2 separate regions of the Homo sapiens genome follow, and region 1 is linked to region 2. Evidence: chromatin loops called from intact Hi-C (ENCODE). Cell type or tissue: endothelial cell of umbilical vein. All regions are shown on one strand. Each heading gives the region's core, and the rest is flanking DNA. Links, peaks and the distances in the headings are about the cores only. Region 1 has its middle 8.7 kb from the start of LINC02879. Region 2 overlaps LOC105372044 (a long non-coding RNA gene).

The links. Hi-C counts contacts between places; a loop is a spot of excess contacts. Peaks named below come from ENCODE experiments on the same cell type or tissue, not always from the same donor. Only the 100,000 strongest peaks of a DNase experiment are listed, where the experiment ranks them.
Region 1: a loop joins it to region 2, with 4 times the contacts of the local background. A loop is called at or near these places in 2 of 110 quality-filtered maps.

The regions. Positions count from the first base shown.
Region 1 is chr18:29,142,579-29,153,816 of GRCh38, reverse strand. No RefSeq gene overlaps it. Among named protein-coding and RNA genes, the nearest start is that of LINC02879, 8.7 kb to the left of the region's middle. In endothelial cell of umbilical vein, for the core only: no CTCF peak of the experiment used is centred there; a DNase peak (open chromatin) is centred at 5,676.
Region 2 is chr18:29,198,184-29,209,421 of GRCh38, reverse strand. The region is part of intron 3 of LOC105372044 (a long non-coding RNA gene); the gene reads left to right. Among named protein-coding and RNA genes, the nearest start is that of LINC02879, 47 kb to the right of the region's middle. In endothelial cell of umbilical vein, for the core only: no CTCF peak of the experiment used is centred there; no DNase peak of the experiment used is centred there.

The DNA.
Region 1 (11,238 bases), core at 1,315-9,314, 56 kb after region 2:
TATAATTTTTAAGAAGGTTGAGAAGGAATATGGGATATTTATATTCCTCTAAATTTGATAGATAATGATGTCCACAAAGAAGAGTTTGCTGAAATAATTTTAAATTTTGGTGAGCACAGACTATCAATGCCAAACGCAATGGGTAATTTTCTGTGTCAGCTTGGCTAGGCTGTGATCTCCAAGTGTTTGTTCAAACAGCAATCGTAGATGTCCTTGTGAAGGTATTTTTAGGTAAGATTAACATTTAAATCAGTAGTCTTTGAGTAAAGCAGATGACCTGCAATAATGTGAGTGGGTCTCAAATTTGTTTTAAGTTGAAGGCCTTAAGAGAGAAAGATTAAGGTCATCCATGAAAGAGGGAATTCTGCTACCAGATTGCATTTGGACTCAAGCTGCAATATCAGCTCTTCCCTGGGTCTCCAACCTGACAGCCTGTCCTATAGATAAGAGCTTGCCAGTCCCCACAATCACATGACACATGAGCCAGTCCTTTTTTTTTTAGCCAATTCTTTAAAATTCTTCTCCTCTCTCTCTCTCTCTCTCCCCCGCCTCTCCCTCTCTCTCTCCCTTCTTTCTCTGTGTATACACATGCACGCGTGCACGCGCGCACACACACACACACACACACACACTCATCCTATTAGTTCCGTTTCTCTGGAGAACCCAGACTAATGTACTTCCTCAGTAATTGTTTTAGCATTCTGGATTCTGTTACTTTACTATCAGCCTTAAAATTGCAAAAAGAAGAAGGAAAGTTTTATCAACCATTTCAGACACTAAGTTTTCAGCCTTTTGGGATCAAGGAAAATACAATCCATATGTTTTGGACTCACTTGCTATTATCCAGAACATTATATCGGAGATGGTTTAAAATTTCTGGCTGGTTCAATATACGCAAATCAATAAATGTAATCCAGCATATAAACAGAACCAAAGACAAAAACCACATGATTATCTCAATAGATGCAGAAAAAGCCTTTGACAAAATTCAACAACACTTCATGCTAAAAACTCTCAATAAATTAGGTATTGATGGGACATATTTCAAAATAATAAGAGCTATCTATGACAAACCCACAGCCAATATCATACTGAATGGGCAAAAACTGGAAGCATTCCCTTTGAAAACTGGCACAAGACAGGGATGCCCTCTCTCACCACTCCTATTCAACATAGTGTTGGAAGTTCTGGCCAGGGCAATTAAGCAGGAGAAGTAAATAAAGGGTATTCAATTAGGAAAAGAGGAAGTCAAATTGTCCCTGTTTGCAGACGACATGATTGTATATCTAGAAAACCCCATTGTCTCAGCCCAAAATCTCCTTAAGCTGATAAGCAACTTCAGCAAAGTCTCAGGATACAAAATCAATGTAAAAAAATCACAGGCATTCTTATACACCAATAACAGACAAACAGAGAGCCAAATCATGAGTGTACTCCCATTCACAATTGCTTCAAAGAGAATAAAATACCTAGGAATCCAACTTACAAGGGATGTGAAGGACCTCTTCAAGGAGAACTACAAACCACTGCTCAAGGAAATAAAAGAGGATACAAACAAATGGAAGAACATTCCATGCTCATGCGTAGGAAGAATCAATATCATGAAAATGGCCATACTGCTCAAGGTAATTTACAGATTCAATGCCATCCCCATAAAGCTACCAATGACTTTCTTCACAGAATTGGAAAAAACTACTTTAAAGTTCATATGGAACCAAAAAAGAGCCCGCATTGCCAAGGCAATCCTAAGCCAAAAGAACAAAGCTGGAGGCATCACACTACCTGACTTCAAACTATACTACAAGGCTACAGTAACCAAAACAGCATGGTACTGGCACCAAAACAGAGATATAGATCAATGGAACACAACAGAGCCCTCAGAAATAATGCCGCATATCTACAACTATCTGACCTTTGACAAACCTGAGAAAAACAAGCAATGGGGAAAGGATTCCCTATTTAATAAATGGTGCTGGGAAAACTGGCTAGCCATATGTAGAAAGCTGAAACTGGATCCCTTCCTTACACCTTATACAAAAATCAATTCAAGATGGATTAAAGACTTAATCGTTAGACCTAAAACCATAAAAACCCTAGAAGAAAACCTAGGCATTACCATTCAGGACATAGGCATGGGCAAGGACTTCATGTCCAAAACACCAAAAGCAATGGCAACAAAAGACAAAATTGACAAATGGGATCTAATTAAACTAAAGAGCTTCTGCACAGCAAAAGAAACTACCATCAGAGTGAACAGGCAACCTACAACATGGGAGAAAATTTTTGCAACCTACTCATCTGACAAAGGGCTAATATCCAGAATCTACAATGAACTCAAACAAATTTACAAGAAAAAAACAAACAACCCCATCAAAAAGTGGGCGAAGGACATGAACAGACACTTCTCAAAAGAAGACATTTATGCAGCCAACAGACACATGAAAAAATGCTCATCATCACTGACCATCAGAGAAATGCAAATCAAAACCACAATGAGATACCATCTCACACCAGTTAGAATGGCAATCATTAAAAAGTCAGGAAACAACAGGTGCTGGAGAGGATGTGGAGAAATAGGAACACTTTTACACTGTTGGTGGGACTGTAAACTAGTTCAACCATTGTGGAAGTCAGTGTGGCGATTCCTCAGGGATCTAGAACTAGAAATACCATTTGACCCAGCCATCCCATTACTGGTTATATACCCAAAGGACTATAAATCATGCTGCTATAAAGACACATGCACACGTATGTTTATTGCGGCAGTATTCACAATAGCAAAGACTTGGAACCAACCCAAATGTCCAACAATGATAGACTGGATTAAGAAAATGTGGCACATATACACCATGGAATACTATGCAGCCATAAAAATGATGAGTTCATGTCCTTTATAGGGACATGGATGAAATTGGAAATCATCATTCTCAGTAAACTATCGCAAGAACAAAAAATCAAACACCGCATATTCTCACTCATAGGTGGGAATTGAACAATGAGATCACATGGACACAGGAAGGGGAATATCACACTCTGGGGACTGTGGTGGGGTGGGGGAAGGGGGGGAGGGATAGCATTGGGAGATATACCTAATGCTAGATGACGAGTTAGTGGGTGCAGCGCACCAGCATGGCACATGTATACATATGTAACTAACCTGCACAATGTGCACATGTACCCTAAAACTTAAAGTATAATAAAAATAAATAAATAAATAAAATTTCTATATATGTATTTTTCTTGAAAACAAGTAAACAAAACAGTAGGTTTTCTACTATATCCAGATGCAGAGCATAAAATCTGTTTTCTAACTCAGATTTTCCAAAATTTCCTTGGATTCCAATGTTGACAAAACTCCCCCTTAATACTGAAAACAAAACAAAACAAAACAAAACTAACTGCTGGCAATTATAACTTTGCACTACAAAATATGTTACTCAGTCTGAATTAGGTCAACGGGAAATAAATTGATTGTCAAAAGCTGCATATTAAAAAAACTTTCATTAAATGCATTTGATATGAATACATAACTGTAAAAGGTATATATTTCTAATGTACATATATGACATAAATAAATCTGAAGCCAAGCTATACTGTTCCACAAAATAACTTAATTTTGAAAAGAAAAGCTTTCTATTCTTCCCTGACCATTCAAACAATATACTGAATGTAGGCCTCAAAGTGCCAATTAAAAAATGCCTTTTTGCAGAATGCCCTATTTGAGGTGTCAGGTAATGAAAAGTTACCAACTGGTATTAGAGAAAAAGAATAATTTTCCAAGAGAAAAATATTGTTGCAATTTAGTTTTATTCTACATTTAACGAAATTATTTCAATAGACCTCAATCTGAAGAAATAATAGCACAGAAATATCCAAGTAATTACTGGCTATTTAAAACCCCCCACTTTTTTTTGGTTTGTTTGTTTTTCATTCTCTAGAGTAAAAACATAGAGGAAAGGAAAAGAAAAGTGATATATTTATTGTCTTCCTGATAAAAAATTAAAAATTTCTGAGTGAGTCTTACTATAAATGTCTGGTATTTTATTTACTATCATTGTATGTCAACTAAACATCATATAAAACATGTCATGCTGTAAATGGGGGAGAAGATACTACCAGTTTCAAATGTTTCGGAAACATAAGTTTTATCTAGATAGGCCAACCTTTCATTTTCTATCGGTATATACTCAGAAGCCTGATAGATGTGCCTTGGACTCTTCAGTCCCACACATCATCAAAGTCCACTCTTATGATGTTCTTATTATAGTTAACATTTCAATTCTCTCATTTCAAGGGCCCAGGATGGCTTGTATTATGACAAGACCAAGGGTGGCTGCCTCTCCTTTGACCTATTACAATGACTTTTGGTCCCAAAGATTGTCAGAATGTAAGCCTCTGTTACTGCTAATGATATCTCAAGAATATGTGAAAAGGGCTGGCACAATCTGTAGAAAATGGCTACATATCTGGAATTTAATAATGACTTTTCATATGGTCAATAATGAAGACTTTTCATAACATCAGTTAAAGGCAAGACAGTAGCGGTTTTACCTCTGCTTCAGCAAAACATCAAATACCGATGCATGTCTACTGATTTTAAGCATTGGGTGACTGGTGCAGAATATTTTCAGATGTTGCACCACAATATTTTTCCAGCATTGGTCAGTATTTGATTGGCAATCTGCAACTTTAGAAAGTTCTATAAAATTGAAACAGATCAGAGGAAGAAATTGTAAATATGCAATACAATTTAAAATAATTATAAGGAAAGAGACAGTTGTTAGAAAATATGAAGGGAAGAGACAGCTGTTAGGAAATATTCGAAAACAGAAAAGTTTAAGAAATATTAGAGTGAGGGACAATGAACAAAGTATGATCCAGGAAGAACTAGACCAGAAGCACGGAAGATCCATCCACCTTCCTGTAGAGGAGAAAGCAGGTCTACACTGGCCTAAGAGAGTTCATTTTAACTTGGCCAAGACAAAGGTATTGAGATGCTGGGTAAGTCTATAGAAACCAAGCATCATGAAAGTGCACATGTCTTTTATTTGAATGTTTCTCAAACTGACCAGTCCTCAGAAGAGCAAGTAATTTGATGATAAAGAGCTGCTACTGTGATTCAGTTATAGGTTTGCAAAAATGTCTCATGCTAATTGATCAAACCATGCTAGAAACTGCTGGCACAAATGTTTTTGTGATCAGATACATTTGAAATAACAGCTGAATTATTCAGTCATGCATAATGGTCCAGAAAGAAAAAAGAAAAAAATGACAAAAAATTATAAAAACATAGAAGATACACTCCCTTCCACTACTGAGGGATGGTGACATTGATTTTGTTTCACTATGAAACATAGCATCCAGAAAAATAACAAGATTCAAGCACGTGGAAGTAAACATCTTTTTCAATTTCACATATTATTAATAAGGTTTTTAAGATTCAGACTACAGAGTCTACACCAGCTGGTTTAAATAAAAATTGGCTTATTACAGGACATTTCAACTTATAAATTATATAACCTAAAACAAGGAAGCCAGAAAAACGCCTAACTATATCACAGGACTGACTCAGCAGAAATCCTACTACTGCTGCTTGCTAGTCAAGAGCCACAAAGCCAGGATCTATCCCACAGCTGTATAGGAAAGAAAAATGAAATGCCTGCATGATCATGTTTGTGAAAGACCTTCCCCTTCCCAGTTCCCACACTGGTGCATCTGCTACTAAATTCCTGGTCACGTGCAGGGCACCAGCTACAAAGGAATCTGGGATATGTAGTTTTAATGCTCCATACTGTGAGCTAATCCAGAGTATTAGTCACTGACACTCATATAGAGAAGTCAAAATGGAATGACCATCAAAATGTTGGAGAAAGATTAGGGAATTATTAGAAGAGGTACTAGGGGAATGATAGTCATACTTTTAATATTTTGAGAGTTTGAATTTATAAATCTCTCACAGACTACATAGATTAGCTGAATTACTACCAGTCCAAAAATTACATGTTTTATTTTATACTGTATTATAATAGGTGTCCTTTTACTTTCAAAAATTGTAGCATTTTTAAACTAATTTTCTTAAGAATGTGATACAGAAAGAAAACTGAAAAACAACATATTTATATTTTATCTGATTTTATAAGATTTTTTTTTCAGTCAACTGGTGAAATTGGTAAATCCTGCCAATAAGTCTTTATACCAAATTACGTTTTAAAATTAGTTTCATAAAAGGAACAAAAGCATTTCCATGCTAGACAAGATGTCACTTATCGTCAATTTAACTCGAGGCATTTGAAATAAAACAACTGTATTTTTACATTGAAAATTATTTGTTACAGGAACTTGATAGCATAATCCACAATGTGATGTGAGGTACTTGTCAAAAATTTTAAAGTTTATAACACATAAGTAAACATTTGAGAGGATACCAGTTTGATTTGTAAATACTCTAAAAAATAAAATTTAGCAAACTTTTTTGTTTCTTTTTAAGAGATATGGTCTTGCTTTGTTGGCTAGGCAGGAGTGCATTGGCTATTCACAGGTGCAATCATAGCACACTACAGCCTCCTGAGTTCAAGAGATCCTCCTGTTTCAGCATCCCAAGTAGCTGGGGATATAGACATGCACCTTTACATTTATGAATGAAAAATCTCATGGCATCACAATCACCTGAGTTATTCACATTTCTCTTTTGCTTATAACTACTTGCCATCCAAAAGCTGTTGTTTTTTTTTAACATGTCAATCATTCCCCGTGCCATTTACCTAGCACTGAGACCACAATATGCGTGAACTTTAACTTCACTTTTCAACCTTGTCTTACTGTTAACATTGACAGGCGTTTTTGTTTAGACTGAAATGTTGCCTCTGGAACTGACAAAATGCAGTGGTTTGCATTCTCTTGCATGGAAAGAAAAACTCAACTTACAAAACAGAGAAGTGGAACACAATAGCTTTTTTTTTTTAATGTCAGAATTATAATTATCTTGAGCCTTAGGCCCCTCACATATTTTTCTGTCTCGTTTGTGTAAACGACTCTGTCATGCTTCAGTATTTGTGAAAAGAGTCTGAAAATTACAGACACAAGTGTTTAGAAATTTCCCCTTAACCCTCCCTGAAATGACAATAAACAAAAAAAAAAAAGAAAAAAGAGAAAAGCATGTTTATGTCTCTTAACCTCATAGGTAAAAATTAAAAAGGTTTTCATTTACATAATTTATCTAGCACTAGCTTTAAGAATAATAGGCTAGCTTCTAAATAGAATGTATTCCTGAATTGATTCCATAAGCAATTTGGTTACCAGGTATTTCCTCCTGGTAGCTGTAGAAATAGAGAATGCACATATTTCTCTATTAACTATTTCTTCCTTATCTTTTGAGAAATCTCATAACATCACAGAATGTTATGTTTCACACTACGTTAAAATGTAAAAACGGCTTCCTCTTACCAAGAAGTGTAGCTGTTGTTGGCTAGCGCCTCATCAGTGAATTTCAGACAGATGTTCTGCTTTCTATCTGCACACTAAAACCTAGTGCCTTCAGTACTAAAGATCTTCCTCCTGTCACATTAAACTATGACAGGCCCTGAGCCTTCCAACTGATAGGAAGACTCAAACAGCTTTATTTACTTCTGAATATACTGAAGGGGTTGGGGGTCGGGGAGGGCATGATATCTTTAATTTGAGCCAGCTGTGAAGCTTCCAGAGAATCCCTCTGTAGCCAGTGCTGGGCTAAGATTAAACCAGGCAAAATGCCTAAAGAGATACTGAATAGGTTTGATACAAATTACATTGTCTTGCTGGTTTGAAAGTGCACATTACTGGAGTCATTAACCATAATCATCCTCAATTACAAGCACTATAAGCGTGCATACAGCAGCCCAGTAAATGCAGCCATTGTTTGTCTGCAATGTCCATAATCTATGAAGACATTGCCTCCCATCACTGGACAAGAAGCCACCTCCTTTCTGTCCCTTTCCTCTCTCTTTTCTATATAGTCCCAGTGTTTCAAGCTTTATCTCCGAAATAGTGAAATCCGTCAAAGCAATTTTTTTCTCTGACAATTCAATATTGTTAAAGATACTAATTTCCCTGTTCCGTGCTAAGGAATAAGCATTAGTTGTGACAAATTTCAGATTCGCTTTTGCTTGCCCTATTAGATTGGCCAATTTTTTTAAAAATAATACTTTTCTAATTATTTTTCAATGGTATCATAACACTTCATATCACAAAGTGGTAATAAAATAAGGAAACAAATAGGATACATGGTTTATAACTCTCACATTGTAACATTTAATTATCAGAATGTATATCTTCCAGTTAAGGTTGAACTGAGCAAGAGTTTGGGAAGACACACTTTATATATATATATATATATTTTTTTGAAATATTTTCAGACTAGCATAGTAAAAAGTACATAGCACAAAAATAGTACAAAGTATTGTCATATCTTTCCCCCTAAATTTCATGAATGTTAACATTTTCTTCATACATGCTTTATCATGCTCTTCACTTTCTGTCTCTCTATCCATCATCTATCTATCTATCTATCTATCTATCTATCTATCTATTTACCTATCATGTGTCATCTCTATCATCTATTTTTTGTCTGTGTGCTATACTTTGCATATTTGTCCCTTTTAAAACTCATGTTGAAATTGAATTGCCATTGTAACTGTAGTTAGAGGTGAGGCCTTTACAAGGTTTTTGGACCTGAAGGCGCCATCCTGATCTGTAGATTTAAATCCTTATTAAAAGGATTTCCAGGAACGAGCTCTCTCTCCAGTCTTCCACTCTTCTACCATGTGAGAACACAGGATTCCTCCTCTCTGGAGAGTTCATCATTCAAGGCACCATCTTGGAAGCAAAGACTGGATCCTCACCAGACACAATCTGCCAGCACCTTGATCTTGAACTTCTCAGCCTCCAGAATTGTGAGAAATGGATTGTTATTGTTTATAAATTACCCATCTATATTATTCTGTTACAGCAGCACAAAACTGGCTAAGATACTTGTGTGTTTTGTTTTTTTTTTAATACTTTTTTTGAAAGTAAGTTGCAGATTTTACATTTAAATACCCCTTTACTTCTCAATATTTCAGTGTGTTTATAAATTCAGTATATTTCTAAAAATAGGACATTTCTTTCACAGCCAGAATCCAGTTATTAAAAGGAGGAAAATAACACTGATAAAGCAGCATTGTCTAATCTAAATCTTTTAATCAGATTTTGCCAATTCTACCACTAACGTCCATTCCTGTTCCAGAATTCAATACAGAGTGGCATGTTATCTTTAGTTTTCATTTCTGTCAGACTTAGTATTACCTTACATATTTAAAGAGATCAGGCCAATTATCTTGTTGACTGTCCTTTATTTTGAGTTTGACTAATGGTTTCTAACTATTAGATGCACATTATAAAATTTTTGTAGGAATATAACAGGTATGATAATGTGTGTTTCTCAGTATTTCTTATTAGGAGGCATCTGGTATTGATTTGTCCCATTGCTGATAATGTACATTTTAAATCTGCAGTTAAGGTTGTGTCTGCCAGGTTTCTCCACTACAAATTTACTATTTTTTTCTTTGCAATTAATAAGCATCTTATGAAGAGATGTTATCAAGTGAATATTCAGTTTGTTGTCATACTTTTGCCCATTATCCATTGATATTCTTGTCTGAATCTATTACTCTTGTGATTGCAAACAAATGGCAATTTTTTCTAATTCCATGATTCTTTTTACATTTATTACTTGACATTCTACAGTAAGAGCTCTTCATTTTCCCCATTTATTCATGTATTGGTTCACTTCAGCATTGAATCCTTGATTTTCATTATATTCTGTGTGTTATATTCCATTACTATTATTATGATTTTTATTCGTCAAATTGTTCCAAATTTGGTCAATGGGAGAGACTTCAAGCTAGCCCTTAGGTTCTTTTTACATGTCCTCATCATTTTCTGAGCTTGTTTTTTACTTCCTAACACCACAAAATATTCTAAGTACATCTTATAGTTTCCATGTTTTAGTCTTAGAATCAGCCATATCTACAAGGATACCTGCATACCTTTTAGAAGAGAATAATACTTAGAAGCAAAAATCTGTGTGTAATGTTTGCTCAGTGACAATGGGATGTTTTCACCTTTCGGAACTCTCAGAGTTGGAAAATATATTCATGTATGTATGTGCATTGTATGTGTATGTGTGAGTATGTGTGTGCACAACATATCTATAAATATTTGCTATAGATATAGTGTGGCTGTTACTTGCTGAGATTTGGTGACTAGTTTTTTCTTTTTAATTTATAGCTATTTTTAATTTGGGGATTTTCTGTATTTGAGCATATTACTTTTCATATTTATTTTTTTTGGTTTTCTTCTTTTTTTCTGCACTGTTTTGGGAGGAACTGTGGGCTAACATGGATTTAGTTGGGTGATGTCTTCTCTGGCTCTGTGGAAGTCTGAGCATAATTTTCCCTGTATTTCAATAGTTTTCACTTGGAATTTTTTTATTCAACAAATACTAAGAACTACAAGAAATGTTTGAGATACTTCTTATATAAGGGAAATCATAAGAAAGATAACATTCCATATCTTTAAGAAAAGATAATTATAGTATAGGGCAAACAAAACCTAGTGTCATGAATATCAGGTATCAGAATCAATAATAAAACATTATTTATTACTAGGCTCTTTCTTTCTAGTTATTTCAGTGGCTTTTGTTTTGGACTCTGACAGTAAGTTTCACTGAAGTTCTTACCTTATTTAAAGCCTTCCCACAGTCAAGATGCAGACTACATGGGGAGTTCATTCAAACCCAAGTGGATTCAGTTTTGTATGTACAGTTGTTGCTGACATTTCTTGCCAACTCTCTTTCAGCTGAAAAAATCTCACTCAGCATTAGATGAAATTATCTTGAGCCCTTTTAATAACTCCTTTCAAGCAGTGAGATAAATATTGACAGTTATTTTTTGCCAGAAATATGCCAGTCCTTGAACATTAGTGATTATTTCAAATAGTTTTTTATATCCCTTTAAATATTATTGTAAATTTACAATTTGATTATGCATTACTCACAAAATATTATATTATTTCAGATTTAAGTTAGTAAGTCCATTAATATAAATTCATCTAGAGCTTCTTAAGTTGTTTTTATGTTATTTAGTAATTTTCAATTCTCATATTTTTCATTTGAGTAAGGGTTATTTTATTTAAAGCCATTCCTCTCAGATATGAGGCATTGTT
Region 2 (11,238 bases), core at 1,234-9,233:
GAATAATTACTGATCACATAAGCTCTTTTTAAGTTGGCATTGATGGAACATTTTTACAAAGGCTTTTGCATTAGACTTTTAAAAACCCTCTTGAGGCCAAGAAGCCAAGGTAAGATTCACCATCAGACTGTGCCTGTAACACCTTTACGAACTGGGTAAATTCCTCTCTTCTCCAGGTTTCCAAAATATCCTGAGATTTCTGAGTTTGTCAGAAAGTGAAATTATTTATTGCAAGGCTAGGAACCCTATAAGGGGACTGTGTAGACAAGGTACCAGGCCAATTTTTCCAAGTTCTTTTATTGGCTTTACAAACTCAACCTTAGTTCCTCAAAGTTATCTGGTCATACTGGAAGATACAAAATTTCAGGCAAAGCCTTGGTAATACAACCAGTGTTACCAGTTGTGCTGTTACAAGAACAGATTATTATTGAACCTACACAAATAACTGTATTGCCATAAAATAAGAATACTCTGAATAGTTTCCAAATTTTGAAGGGATCAAGCAGGGTGAAATAAGAAAATGTTTCAATTCTGTTTGTAAAAATTAACATCACTAAATTACTGTAAGCTATAGATTAACTTAAAATTAAAAAAAAGTTTTATCGAATCTGGAAAACAAATCGTAAAAAGAATCAGCAATGTTTCAAACAAAAAGAAGTAGAAAATATCATAATACTTCATTGGTTCAGCCCTGGGCAATTAATTTTTGTTCTGCTTGAAATTGGGTGAGAAATTTTATGATTCCAGTTTTTTCCTTAGAGTTTTTCAACTCTTACCTAGTCCAAAGATATGGCCTCAAAGTTGTCAGAAACCTGTGTTTGTTAGAGTTCTTTCTATGCCTTCCCTGAATGTCCTTGAAGACATACTTTAGGATTATAAATGTTTGCAAAGAGTTTTCAGAAGAGGCATCAGAAGAAAACACTTAACTATGGACAACGAAAACTAAAACAGTTAAAGAGGCCAGGCAAGGTGGGTAGCTCACGTCTGTAATCCCAGTACTTTGGGAGGCAGAGGCAGGTAGATTGCTTGAGCTTCAGAGTTTGAGACCAGCCTGGCCAACATGGTGAAACTCCATCTTTATAACAAAATACAAAAACTAGCCAGGTATGGTAGTGTGCATCTGTGGTCTCAGCTACTTGGGAAGCTGAGGTGGGAGGATCCCTTGAGCCCAGTGAATGGAGCTTGCAGTGAGCTGTGATCACACCACTGCACTCCAGCCTCGGTGATAGAGTGAGACTCCATCCCAAAATAAAATAATAAAATAAAAAATATATATAATGGTTAAAGATCTGATTGGAGTTCATTATAATAATGATGACATTTGCGTTTTCTTTTGTGGCAGAAAACACTTTCATATAATAACCAAACTTATAACTGGTAACATGTTAGGTTTCTAGGAATTTTATACAAATTTGGAACACATATGTCAGTAACATAACCACAGAAATATAACTCCAAGAAAGTTGAACATATTTCTTAATTGACAGTGCTTCCTAGATAATTTTAACATAACAAATAAGCTTAATTAGTTTATCATCTTTCTCTCTTGGACTTCCAGGGGCCCCTCTAAAATGTCCAAAAGATGGTTTGAGGTCAAAAGGACTCAATTTTGATTTTGGATAGTTTGTCAAAAAAAAAAAAGTCAAAAGTTTTAAAAATACTTGATCAAAATAAAATCACAGGTCTCTGGGAAATAATATTCATCATACCAGTGTGATAATTAAAATACTTTTAAAGTAAACACAAGAAGCTACATAGTTATAGAAACACATTAACCTTTTAATATTTAGTTTTCCTAGGTAATCAAAGACCCAATAAAGAAGACAAGAAGCACAGGAAGCTATTCTGATAACATAGACTCTCTCTGTCTCTCTCTCTCTCTTTTTCTCTGTCTCGCAGTTCAATCAAAGTATTTTTTAAACAATTATTGTCTCTTATCATTATTACATAAAAACCTTGTTTAAAAGATAAAACCACATTCTAGTTTTTTGTCAGTGTACTTTTGATATTAAGGTGCATTTAAAAATCTTAATAATAAATTTGTGTAAGTTTAATCAGTTTGATCAAAAAAATCAGTTTGATTAGATTCATTATTTATAACTCTTTTACAACTTTTTTATCCATTCAGTTTTACGTTATTTCTTCTTTCATTCCTTCACTCCTAAATACCCTTTAAATAATCTCTAGACAAAGTTCTAGTTCTTTTTCTTAACAAAAGAAAAATTCTAGTACTTTAATTTCCTTACCAAAAACACCTATCTTTTTGTATACTTCGCATGTATGTTCTTTTTCTTATATGTAGTACTTTAATTACACATATTAATTTGAATTTCTAACTTTTAGTAACCTTAATTTCCATGAAAATCTAATAAATAAGTAATTTTTAACTTTTATATCGCATTTATAGACTAAAAGCCATTTCATAATTTTTAGAAAGATACATTTCTCAATTTTTTGTTTACTAACAGATCCAGATATATGTAGCTATTTTATACTGTATAAAAATAAGATGTTGAAGTATGTATACTTAGTATGTATACTTAAACTTATGCTTAATAATTAATGTTTCAGTACTTACTTGGCTCAGATAATTTATTATTATTTATCATTTAACAAACCATGAATTTAAGACTTCAAATTACTAAAAAAAATTTGAAACTTTGATAAATGTATATATAAATGTTATTTTATTTACATTTATCTCATTTACTTATTTAATAATTATATTTAAATTGCTCATGGAAAACAAAGCAAGTCATTTTTTAAAGTTTATTTTTCTGTTTTTAAGTAAAACCAAGCTTACCAAGTATCAGTCAGCCTTGTTTTAACCAAATCTTTTGAGACACTGGACACAGGATGCAACCATACTGGGCTTGGCCCTGTCCTGCAGCTGGTAGCCCAAGTGCTACAGACACATACATGTTCCCAGCCTTCACCTTGGCTACCTGCTTAGATCCCAGAATACAGAAGTTTAAAACCAAACACAGAAGCTCACAGCAAGATGTGTGGAAGGTTTTGGGAGAGCCCAATAGCTGACTCTTATAGTGTTAGCTCACCAACAGATTAGACAAGTATCAAAAATATCACAGGAACAAAAATTGTTAAAAGTTAAACTTTTTTTCCCTCTTCTTAAACATCTAGGAAGCAACAAGTTTATTTGACTAAAACTCTTGCGAAAAAAAGTATGTTTGCATTACAATCAATGCTGACAATTTTAAAAACATTTCTATTTTTATCTTACCAAAAATTATAAACTAACTTTATTTACCAAAGATTATCTAAGATCACATGAACTAAAAGACATTTAAGTTAATTGTTATATTTTTCCTTTTGATAAAACACTTAAGTGCTTATTATTTATTTTCTTTAAGTTAATTAAATGTAAAGAATATATTTTGGTACTAAAACTGCAGGAAAAAAATACCACACATTCTCAATACACACATATACAGACATTCACAAATACACAGAAAGAAGCAGGTTTCTCAGCTTTTTAAAGGAAGAAATTCAACTTTTATTTTCGATTCAGGTGATACACATGCAGGATGGTTACATGGCTACATTGCTTGATGCTGAGGTTTGCAATATGAACTACCCTGTCATCTAGATACTGTACATAATATCCAACGGTTAGTTTTTCAACCCTTATGCCCCTCCCTTTTTCCTTCCTCTATTGCTCTCCAGTGTCTATTGTTGCCATCTTCATGTCCATGAGTATCCAATGTCTAGCTCACACTTATAAGTGAGAACATAAGATATTTGGTTTTCTGTTCCTGCACTAGTTTAGTTAGTTTAATGGCCTCAAGCTGCATTCATATTGCTGCAAAGGACAGGATTTCATTCTCTTTTATTGCTGTGTAGGATTCTATGGTGTATATGTGCCACATTTTCTTTATCCAGTCCACCGCTGATGAGCACCTAGGTTGATTCTATGTCTTTGCTATTGTGAATAGTGCTGCAATGAACATGTGAGTCATCATATGTGATGGACATATGTCTTTTTGGTAGAATAATTTATTTGTGTTGGGATATATTCTCAGTAATGAGATTGCTGGTTGAATGCTAATTGTTTTAAGTTCTTTGAGAAATCTCCAAACTGCTTTCTACAGTTACTGATCTAATTGGCATTCACACCAGCACTGTATAAGCATTCCCTTTTCTCCACAGTCTCACCAGCATCTGTTTTTTTTTTTATGACTTTTTAATAATAGCCATTCTGACTGGCATGAGATAGCATCTCATTGTGTTTTTGATTTGCATTTCTCTGATGATTAGTGATGTTGAGCATTTTTTCATATGTTTGTTGGTATGTCTTCTTTTGAGCAGTGTCTGTTCATATCCTTTGCCCACTTCTTAATGTGGTTATTTGTGTTCTGCTTGTTGAACTGTTTAAGTTCCTTATAGATTCTAGATATTAGACCTTTGTCAGATGTATAGCTTGTGAGTATTTTCTCCCACTCTGTATGTTGCCTGTTTACCTTTTGATCGTTTATTTTGCTATGCAGAAGCCCTTTAATTAGGTCCTATGACAATTTTTGTTTTTGTTGCAATTGTTCTTGAAGACTTAGTCATAAATTCTTTCTCAAGGCTATTGTCCAGAATGATGTTTCCTAGGTTTATTTCTAGGATGCTTATAATTTGAGGACTTTCATTTAAGTCTTTAATCAACCTTGAGTTACTTTTTGTATATGGTGAAAAGTAGGGCTTCAGTTTCATCCTTCTATTCTACAACTTTTGTTAAGGTTTTTCATTTGTCAGTTTTTAAAGAGTTTCCCTTTCCCTTCAGATTATATGTCTTTAACTACCAGTTCCATTGCCCTAGGTAATAGTTAGGCAACCCTAAGTTTGGACTTCTAAGGAGATGACTCTTAGGAGGAACAAAAGAGAAAATTTATATCTCAAGGTACAGAGAAGGAATTAATGTTTGTTTTTATTAACAAAAGAGAAAATTTATATCTCAAGGTACAGAGAAGGAATGAATGTTTGTTTTTATTTGATTTTTGCTTGTTTGATTGTTTTTTCCTCAAGAAAGACCTTTTGGCATATAGCTATTATCAGAGGTCAATTTTGTAGGGACTGTGGGCTAAATTTTAAGTCTGAATGTGTCCAAAGCTTATCTGGATGGACAAAGTATCCCTTTCTGCTAAAACTGAATTTATTGCATTTTTCTCTAATTTGGTCTTGAGATGTCTCTCTGGGGAGTCGCTATAAAATCTATCCATGCCTTGACAGGTAGATCAAGATAGCCACTCTCTATGAGAGCCTTGGCTCGGAAGGGAATTAGGTTCACATGTGTCAGTTAGATGAGACATAGAGAAAAATTTAAAAATTGATGCCCAGGCAACATAAAATCATAGGAATTTACTATTTATTACTTTGTAAAATGGGATTTTACAAAGTAATAGACAAGCCTGGGAGAAAATCAAAAGCTTGTTTAAAATCATCATTTGAATGCCAGAAAGTCATATTTTGGAGGCCTGGAGGCCAACTTAGTTAGATCAGAAACTTTTCAATTTAGCCTCAATTTCTTAACCAGATTATTGAGATTAGGGTGGAGCCCATTAATGAATAGGGCAAACAAAGCATCTGTAACTTCCAGGACTAATACTTACATATTCAGAAGACAGGAGTAGTTAGAAGATGGAGCACCTAGATTTCCAGAAATCCAAAATCTCATTTTTATGTTTGAATCCTGGATTTTCCAGAGAGGAAGCAAAAGCTAAGAAGGGAAATGCCATGAGGCTGGGCCGTGCAGCACTCCCACAGGGTATCCAGCAGTAAGAATGTTCCCTCAAGGCCGGTGAGTGACAGTGCCAACTAGCCCATTCCGTGACTAACTCACTACTTGATGGGAGACTTGTCCATTGGTTTCAAGGGCTTTGAGACCTTCCAATTGCCAAAAATAATCCCATTATCAACCCATGGCCCCATCTCTAAGATCCTCCCCCTATCAATGAAGCCAGTGACTTTTCTTGTAGGAAATTACCTTTTATTGTCAGTTTCTGTCTGGCCCCTGCAGTAATAACCATTTATTGCAGTCACTGTCAGTTACCTTAAAAATTAGAGCTTCTGTCAGTGACTAATCAGTTTCCACCCACCCGAAGTTCAAGTGCCCTTTCAAAGCATACAGTAACCATTGGTGCCCCACAAAATCAAAGGGATCTCACTGTAAAAGACAGTAGAGTTTCATACCTGAGGGTAACCCACCCACAGCTCTTGGGGATCCATGAGGAAGACAGAGGACCACCAAAAAGAGAGTCACTGGTGCCTTTTTTGTGTTCCTCAAGGGGTTTTAGGGTCACTAGAAGTCTCCCTTAGATCCTATCTTTTGGTTGTCAGCACTCTGATATTCCCATGGGAGAACCAGGATCCAACAGGCAGAAGAGGAGACTATAAAAAAAAAAAAGGGACAGTCTGAATATCAGCTAGTTAAGCCAACTTCTGACCATAGGACTCTTTAAAGAAAAAGTCCTTTCAGTCCTTTCAAATCCCTTATCAGATTTTAGCCAGGACGAAAACATCAAATATTTCTGACTTCTTCTTATTTATTTATTTATTTTTCTTTTAAACCAATCTTACCTAACATATGACTCAGAACCAAAATCAATAAACCTTTTATGACTTAACCAAGGATGCATAAAGCTTCTCCAAGGAGATATAAACATGCAGTCTTCACAAGATCCAGAGTCATCCCCAAAGACAGCAAAAACGGAAAAGATACATAGATAACTTATTTAGAGCTGGTGGCTGTTGGCTCACTAACCACAAATGGGGCCAACCCACATTTCTATTCAGCTGCATTCTTTTTATGGGGTCCACAGGCTTTTGGTTTATCATCTGTACACACCAACGTGATAACCCATGTGCCCCAACAGGAGGCAAGCCAAGCCGAGTTCTCAGAACACAAAATGAGATAAACAGAAAAATAATAGCTGTCAATGAGAGGGAAAAGGATCATTAATAATTGGGGGCCCATAGCCAAATTTACAAAAGAGTCATAATTCAAACAAATGATTTTCTCCTGCTAAGCTGAGTTTGGAAGGGGAAGGATATGAAGGTAATTTTTACCTTCCATTCTTAACTGGGTACTATATGTAGAGATTCAGGGGAGATGACATTGGTAAAAATTATTACTTTTCTTTGTTATCTTTTTGTCAGTTATCCCAGGACCTCATCTGCAGGCTCTGGGGCAAGTCAGGTGTCCCAGCCATCCCATTCTTGTTACCAAAACTATATAGGTGGAGAGGGGTGAGCCTTTTTCCCCACCGTAAGAATCACAGCCACCACGCTTATAACAAAGACAGATTAACAAGAGAAAAGCGTAATAGATGTATGTGATCATAGTTTTACATGACACAGAAAACTTCAGAATAAGACCCAAAGATACGGGGAAAGCCATCCATTTTCACGCACTGACTCAATGAAGAATGAAAGCCATGCAGCACCGTTTAACAAAAACAATATGAACTAATGTTAGTAGAGTAAGTGAGGAAACTCAGTGTGTTAGTCCATCCTTGCATTACTATAAAGAAATACCTGAGACTGGGTAATTTATAAAGAAAAGATGTTTAATTGGCTTATGGTTCCACAGGCTGTACAGGGAACATAATGCTGGTATCTGTTTGGCTTCTGGGGAGGTCTCAGGAAACTTACGAACATGGCCAAAGGTGAACAGGGAGCAGACACATCTAACATGGCAGAAACAGGAGTAAGAGAGAGTGAGAGAGGGGCTAAATACTTCTAAACAAACAGACCTCATGAGAACTCACTCACTATCATGAGAACACCACCAAGAAGATGGGAATAAAGCACTCCGAAGAAACACCTCCATGATCCAATCACCTCCCAGAGGCCCCACCTCCAAAATTGGGAATTATAATTCAACATGAGATTTGGACAAAGACACAGATCCTAACCATATCACTTAGTAAGGCCTATCCAGATTCTTCTTGGCCTCTCTGTGCAGCATTTGCTTATTCTGCGTATGGGGCAGGACGTTTGCTGAAAGGAGGGGACCTTAGGGCCTTCAATCAAACCAACTAGGTCAGAGAATTTCTTTATAGCCAGTTCTTACACAGATAAATGGGAGAAAGTGATGAGTATATTTTATGTTTTGTGGCTGGCTTTGGGGAAAAGGGTTCTGTTTTCTATGACCTGCTTTGGGGAAGAGGAATTCTAGTTTCTATGGCTAGCCTTGGGGGAGAATGATGGATGAAAGAGAGGAGGGAGAAGTTCAGAGAGAAACTTTTTTTCTGTGGCTATTTCTGAGGCCTTCACATTAGGGTATTGCATTCTGAGTGGCAACATTATGCATATTAGTTTACTTAACAAATATGCATTAAGATCCTACTCTATGTCAGGCATTCTGGCATGTTTGAGGGCCATGTGAAGGAAAATGACTTTGTCTCTGGAGTCTGAACTTAAGAATCTTAAATCGTTCAAGCAGACAGACTAATCTCTGCATGCCACTCTTCCTGCCCTTGTTTCAATTCCATAATCATGCCATGTTCCCTAAAGCCACATTCCCTAATGAACATTATATGCCATTCACCCCCTCCTGCTTCTCCCCACCAAAGACCTACTCATCCTTAAAATATCACTTCCTAAGAGAAGCCTTTCTTTATCTGCTAGTCTAGGTCATGAGAATAAATAAATATTTCTTTATTACTTGAATGATTGATTGAAATAACAAATGAAAGATGCTGAAGGAGAATTCAAAGTTTTTTGGTGGTGAAGACTTTGAATTGGGGAATCTCTTTACATCCATTGGGAACCTCATATGTCCAGATGTGAATGTACAAGTTCTTTGTTTTTCTGCAAGTTTATTTAATCAACAGAAAATAGTCTCACTGACTTTAACTGTCGATTTCTAAGTCATTCTTAAATATTTTATTAAAATATAAATATTTAAGGTTCACCATGATAGAGTTACAGACACACTACCTCAAAATATGGCACTTGGCATTTGGAAAAAACAGAAGTAGAAAACTCACTCTCCTCTTCCCCTTGCTCTTTTCCTGAAGAGGTGTATAAAACCTAGCAGACCCTAGCAGACTTTTCTCTGAAGTAGGCCATAAGATTCTCGTTCCAGGAGGGTCCCTTCTATGTCCAGAGAAAAGGACTATCACACAGAAAAACAGAGAAGAATCTGAATAGGCCTTGCTAAGTTCCCCCCAAGTCATTGCTATTAGGTCATAACCTGTTAAGCTCCAATCATACTGCAACACAACTGTCCAAAAAAATGTACAGTTTTTCCTATTTCTTTGGGTCTTCATTTCTGAAGGCTCTTGTGTTACATAAAATTTATATTAAATAAATTTCTATGCTTTTCTCTTATTAATCTGTCTTTTCTTATAGGAGTATCAGCCATGAGCCTAGCAATGGGCAAATAAAGAAATCTTTTCTCCCTTACAACCATTAGAAATAGTGATTTTAAAATTTGCCTCCTGTCATCTCCCTATGAAGCCTTCCTTGACTCCTAAATCTTCTGTCATTGAAAATAAAACTCATGATCTAAGAAATCTTTTTGTCCAGGTCAGTTCTGTATCACTAGTGCTTAGAACAATACTCAGAAGAGTTGATGAATAAATGGTAAAGAGCATGAATACTCTTTTTATTTCCCCATATTACTTATATCTGCTCAGAGTCATTTACAATTTTGTCTTGCTTGTAAGTGTGGGTTCTTTGAGGACATAGACAGCACGTTCCATTCATTTTCATATCCTGAGTAATCAAAAATATATATGCATCATCCATGTTGGTAAAGTGCACACTCCTACTTGCCTATTAGGGAAGAACACATACAATACCTGGCATGTAGAGAATGGATTGGAGGACTTGAAGATTGGAGTTTCTCAAAGCAGTAGAGATGTAATTACAACAGTACATGAAAAAAATATGGATGTGTGAAATATATTAGCAGTAAAAAGACGAATGTGAGAAGGAAATAGTTTGTGATTCCTTTGGTGCTTGAATGTAGATAAAAGAAGAAGAATGTATTAATAAATATTTAAACATATTTACAAATTTCTAAAATAGGCAACATGGGTATGTTGGGGCAAAGGAAACTTCCCCTTCGCCCTTAGAAGTTTCACTGAAAAATAATCTCACAATAAGGCAGATTAAATTAGAGAAAAGACTAAAAATTTCTTACTACTGTGCACGGGGAGAATCACAGAGTGATTGTCCAATATTCCAATGGGGTACAGATGCTTATATACTTCTTAGAGGAAAGAGTGATAGAGAAGTGTGGATGATGTTCAGGAGATGGTAGATGAATTTAAGGGCAATTCAATTGACTTGCAAAACGTACAATGATCTGGCACAAAGGCTGTTGAGCACACAGAACATCAGACAATGGTTTGAGACTAAAGTCTGTTCAGGTTTGTTGACAGACTTTAGTCTTCCCGTGATATGAGTTCAGTTAATGAAAACCCAGGGAAGAGACTGGAGGTAATTGTTTTCTTCTTTGGTAGGTCCGGGCTTGCAGATAATGGAACTTCAAAGTACAACTGTATTTTGTGCTTAGGAAGAGATTGTGGGGTAGGGGGTGAAACAAAGAGACCTTGAGGCCTCTTCTTTAGTTCAGTATATAAAAAGGATTGTAATTTTGGGTTATCAATTGCTGAGCCCCAACAAGTACCATTAACTAAAAAAGGAGACACAAGAGAAAATTCTAGTTTATAGCAGAAAATACAGAAAACAAAAATTGAATTTTAAACAGAACTGGGATATATAGCTCAGGTGTCCCCACACCTTGGGCCACGCACTGGTACTGGTACATGGCCTGTTAGGAACAGACCCACACAGCAGTAGGTGTGTGGCAGGCAGGTAAGAGAAGCTTCATCAGTATTTTTTGTTTGTTTGTTTGTTTAATTTTTTATTTCCATAGGTTATTGGGTAACAGGTGGTGTTTGGTTACATGAGTAAGTTGTTCAATGTTGATTTGTGAGATTTTGGTATACCCATCACCCGAGCATTATACACTGCACCCAATTTGTAGTTTTTTTTATCCCTCACCTCCTCCCACCCTTTCCCCCTGAGTCCCCAAAGTGCATTGTGTCATTCTTATGCCTTTGCATCCTCATAGCTTAGCTCCCACTTATGAGTGAGAACATAATGATGTTTGGTATTCCATTCCTGAGTTACTTCACTTACAATAATAGTCTCCAATCTCATTCAGGTTGCTGCGAATGCCACTAATTCATTCCTTTTTATGGCTGAGTAGTATTTCATTGT